Regions from separate parts of the Homo sapiens genome. Here region 1 is linked to region 2. A link is an interaction called in ENCODE POLR2A ChIA-PET data of the cell type or tissue named here. Cell type or tissue: GM12878. All regions are shown on one strand.

What was found. Peaks named below come from ENCODE experiments on the same cell type or tissue, not always from the same donor. Only the 100,000 strongest peaks of a DNase experiment are listed, where the experiment ranks them.
Region 1: POLR2A ChIA-PET joins it to region 2 with 6 read pairs; 2 of 35 experiments call an interaction of 5 or more read pairs at or near these places.

What each region holds. Positions count from the first base shown.
Region 1 is chr14:57,254,075-57,256,574 of GRCh38, reverse strand. The region is part of intron 1 of EXOC5 (exocyst complex component 5); the gene reads left to right. Among named protein-coding and RNA genes, the nearest start is that of EXOC5, 14 kb to the left of the region's middle. In GM12878, no CTCF peak of the experiment used is centred here; a DNase peak (open chromatin) is centred at 1,516; H3K27ac peaks cover 301 bases.
Region 2 is chr14:56,621,683-56,624,182 of GRCh38, reverse strand. TMEM260 (transmembrane protein 260) reads right to left here. Exons shown (of 16, transcript NM_017799.4): 11 at 2,481-2,500. Among named protein-coding and RNA genes, the nearest start is that of TMEM260, 43 kb to the right of the region's middle. In GM12878, no CTCF peak of the experiment used is centred here; no DNase peak of the experiment used is centred here.

The DNA of each region.
Region 1 (2,500 bases), 630 kb before region 2:
CTTTACTTCTTCATATACATTTGGGGAGCAGCTCTTCTGACATTCTGGTTGGGTCTCATCCTGGAGGAAAATTAGAAGAAGAAGGCTAGTGAGATGAACTGTGGCCCCCACTGCTATAGCTGGTCTCGGAGTTGCAACTGATATTCACTGTCTCTCACCTCTACTATCGATTGTAACTCTGCCTTACCTTCAACTGGTACCTCTGATGTTCTTGGTATCTTAACTGGTTATAATACCCTTTTTAGGCCAGGGTTGTAACACTTGTCCATACATTTTCAGAATTGGTTGAGGGGGTGTTAAGAGATCCCTGAGAGGATCATCTGTGTGCCAAACATACTGCTCTCTGCCCCCATTGTGTATTAGCAGCCCTGCCTCATCCTGATCATTATGGTTGATTGCCCTAGCCAAAGATGATCACTCCTCTTCTTATTCCCTAGATATAAAGAGACAATATGACCAGGCAGTACTTGTAGTTATAGTTTAATGACACTCTTACTATGTTCGTAGGCAAAAGTGTTCCTTCTTTGGGCACCAAGACTATTCCGGAAGAACCTAGAGTTACAGGGATCCCAAGCACAAACTGGGAGTCATGATAAGTGAACCCACTTTCTGCTTTTACCTCTTGTTGCCAGACTCATGTGTTTTTCCTATGGGAGTCACAGCATCATATAAAGCCTTTTAATTCAGAATATATACTGCATCTTGGAGAATAGTGCTTCCTTTTTTTTTTTTTTTTGCTTTTGGAGACGGAGTCTTGCTCAGTCGCCCAGGCTGGAGTACAGTGGTGTGATCTTGGCTCACTGCAACTTCTCCCTCCTGGGTTGAAGCAATTCTCCTACCTCAGCTTCCCGAGTAGCTAGGACTACAGGTGCCCACCACCAACCCAGCTAATTTTTTGTATTTTAGTAGAGACAGGGTTTCACTGTATTGCCCAGGCTGGTCTCGAACTCCTGAGCTCCGGCCTGAGCCACCACACCCGATCAGTGCATCATTTTAATAGAGTATGCCCTCTGAACTGGTGCTTCAGCTGTGCCTTCATCAGGGTGTTCCAGTGCTCTGTTAGTCTGCCTACCTCTGGTTGGTGTGGTTTATGATATGACCAGTGAATCCCATGGTTACCTCCTTTGCTGTAAACTGGGTGCCTGGGTCCTTTGGTGTGATATGGTATGTGGAGTCCTGTGCCAGAGGAACAAACACTGCCTCTGAGGAAAGGCAAATCCATCTCAAATGTTTCTACTTCTATCAAAGTAAAATATTCTTTTTTCTAGGGTAGAAAGGGCCCAGTGTAGTCAACTTGCCAACCATGTGATTAGTCTTGAATGGGGCTATTTTAGGGGCTTAGAGTTGGTCTCTGTCACTGTTAGGCTAGATATTTGGTTTCACAGTAGCTGGATCAGCCTTGGTAAGTAGGACCCCTTGCAGTTGGGGCCATGTTGTCTGTACTGTGTCTGCTTTGTTCATGTGCTCAGAGTGCTAATGCCAAGCAAAGTCATTTTTTCTACTTGGTTGCTTAGTTCCTCTTTCATGGTATATGTTCTCTGGTGCTAACATGTTATACAAAGAACTTCATACTTTGCATCCAGTTTCATGTATCTGTCTGTCTTAGTCAGCTCAGGCTTCCATAACAAAATTCCATAGACTGGATGGCTTCAACAACAGAAATTTATTTCTCAGTGTTCTGGGGGCTGAGAAGTCCAAGATCAAAGTGCCAGCAAGGTAGTTATCATGCTGAGGCCTCTTCTCTTAGCTTGTAGGCACCACCGTCTCACTTTGTGCTCACGTAATCTCTTCTTTGTGCAGAGAGAGATTTCTTTTTCCTGTAAGAACATTAATCCCATAATGAGTGCCTGTACCTTGTGACCTCATCTAACACTGATTACCTCCCCAAAGGTCCCATCTCCAAATACCATCACATTGGGAGTTAAGTCTTCAACCTATGAATTTTGGGAGGACAGTTCTTTCATTGTATAGTCCATATGCCTCTCTACTCCAGACTTTCTTGTCCTTGGTCTTCCAATCTTAACTTACTTCTCTGATAGCTAGGCCCTTTGCCATTTCCTGTGTAAGGTGGCATCTCATGGTAGTTTTGATTTGCATTTCCCTAAATATTAGTAATGTTGGGCATTTTTTTTTTTTTTGGAACAGATTCACTCACTCTGTTACCCAGGCTGGAGTGCAGTAGAGTGATCTGGGCTCACTGCAACCTCTGCCTCACGAGTTCAAGTGATTCTCCTGCCTCAGACTCCCAAAGAGCTGGGACTACAGGCACTCGCCACCACACCGAGCTAATTTTTGTGTTTTTAGTAGAGACAGGGCTTTGCTGTGTTTGCCATCCTGGTCTCGAACTCCTGACCTCAAGAGATCTGCCTGCCTCTGCCTCCCAAAGTGCTGGGATTACAGGTGTGAGCCACTGCGCCCAGCCAGTGTTAGGCATCTTTTCATGTGCTTATTGGCCATTTATATATCTTTGGAGAAACATCTGTTCAGTCCTTAGCCCATT
Region 2 (2,500 bases):
TATAATGAATAAGATATAATCCCTGCCCTGGAGAAGCTCAATCATGTAATAATCTAGGCCTCAAAGTTAAAAACTCTTTTGGCATTTCAAATTATCTGAATTTATTAGTAGCCCTATATTAATTACATATCCTTACAAGTTTACACATTCTTTTGATTTAAATAATTTACTTATATTAGAAAAAATCATTTTACTTAATTCTATACTTAACACATACTTAACTCTATACTTTGATATGTATTCATTCCCTCTTTTTAAAGAAGAGACTCCCATTAACACCACCAAAGCTTTGTTATGTTCGGATATCATCATTTGAGAAATTGTGCTTATGTTTTACTTGTCTTATGTAAGACATTACCCAGCAAATGACAAATTAATTTTAATCTAAGTCTAAACTGTAAATACTCAAAAAATACTTACTGAATTAGGCTTTATTACCCAATAGTTCTGGTTCTGGAGGATATTAATATTAATTACATACCCACTGTGTGCTATGGACTTTACTGTTCCTCATTTGGTTCTCAAAATAACCTTGCTATGTGAGAATAACTGTATCAGACACTGTTGATTGCCCACTCAACAGTGAATACCTTCTTCTTTTTCACTAATGCAATCTTCATTTTGATCAGGTAGCTCAGGCTGCAATGTTCTCAGTCTAGTCATTCTCCTTTGCTAATAAGCAGTTTAGGTGTGAGTATATGACTCAGTATTGGTCAGTGGGGCCTGAGTGGAGGTCTGCTGGGGGGCTTCTGGGGCACATGTTATTTCCAATAAATAGAGAGAGGGAGATACCCCAGAAGAAGCACTGTGCTTTGTTTTAGGTTGTGATGTTTGGAACTGGGCATGCATCCTGTGACTGGGAGGGAAAAGTCAAGAGAATGGCAGAAAAACTGCCTCAGAAACTGACGTCCCTGAACTGCTCATATTATCAATCCTAACATCACCTATCTCCAGACTGCGTCTCATGTGAGGCTAAAAACTCAGTCATTTAAGTCAGGTATTCTGTTTCTTGCATTCAAATGCACCCTAACTTACATAATGATGACTTACATTTCATAAATAAGGGAACAGAAGCTCTGAGAGGAAAAATCATTAGCCCCATGTCACATATCCAGGAAGTGACAGAATGAGGACTTGAGTTTAGGTCTAATTCACTTTCTAATCCATGCTTCTCAACTACAGGAGCTGACATTCTAAACAGTGTTTAAAATCATAGTGTGGAACCATGTTATTAACAAATAACATAGCTTTTGTCAGAATCTAGACTGAAGTTCAAATTAATCAATCGGCATCCATGATATAAATGCAACTGCTTATAAAAATGTAAAATTGTATATTTACAAATCTGTTTATAAAGTTTTCTCCAAAAATTATAATTATTCATTAATTCAACAAAGTGCATTAAGTACTATGCCTAATAATTTGTTCAATTGAATTCATCATATTATTCTTTTAAGATTAAGAATTTCTCTTTTCCTAATGACTGCTCTAAAAACACCAGAGACAGGTTTCTTCCCTTTTATGTATCTATGGCTTAAATAATAAATCTTAGTTTAAATAGTTCTTCAATGAAAAAAAAAGTTTTCATAGCCCTCAAAATTTTCACAAGTCCTCTCTTAATGTATTTTTGTCACAGCATTAAGAAAGTTTATATAAAAATTCTATAGCATAATTATGGTTAATAATTTCTATTTTGAGTGAAATGTTTACTTACCTACAGTATGATTTATTTCATATTCAATATAATTTATTTTAATCCCTGGACCAATGGGCAAGGTAAATTTGAATGGTTGAGTTAGCTGAATATAAAATAACAATTTTTTTTTTTTTTTTTTTTTTTGAGACGGAGTCTCGCCCTGTTGCCCAGGCTGGAGTGCAGTGACACGATCTCGGCTCACTGCAAACTCTGTCTCCCAGGTTCACACCATTCTCCTGCCTCAGCCTCCCGAGTAGCTGGGACTACAGGCGCGTGCCACCACACCCGGCTAATTTTTTGTATTTTTAGTAGAGACGGGGTTTCACCATGTTAGCCAGGATGGTCTCGATCTCCTGACCTCGTGATCCGCCAGCCTCAGCCTCCCAAAGTGCTGGGATTACAGGCGTGAGCCACTGCGCCCGGCCTGAATGTAAAATAACAATTTAAAAATAGATTTACCATACAACAAACACTTTTATGGTTTGTCACATGAACTAGAGACCTAAAACATTATGAATCTAACATGAAACACATTAATTCTTAAAACGTTCAGTTTAAATGTTTTTAAATGAGAAAGAAGCAACTAGTGTGACTTACACTATTAGTTAAAATAAAAAAAAGTATGCCCATATATATTCTACCTAACATGTAGAATGTCATATATATTCTACCTAACAGTGATCATGAAAACTGTACCCGTCCACCATTTTAAAAAAGATGTTTTTTCCAAAACATATGTTTTTAAATCATCGCTATATTCTAAGTATATTTTTCATATACTTACTTCCTGATCCACTAATGAAA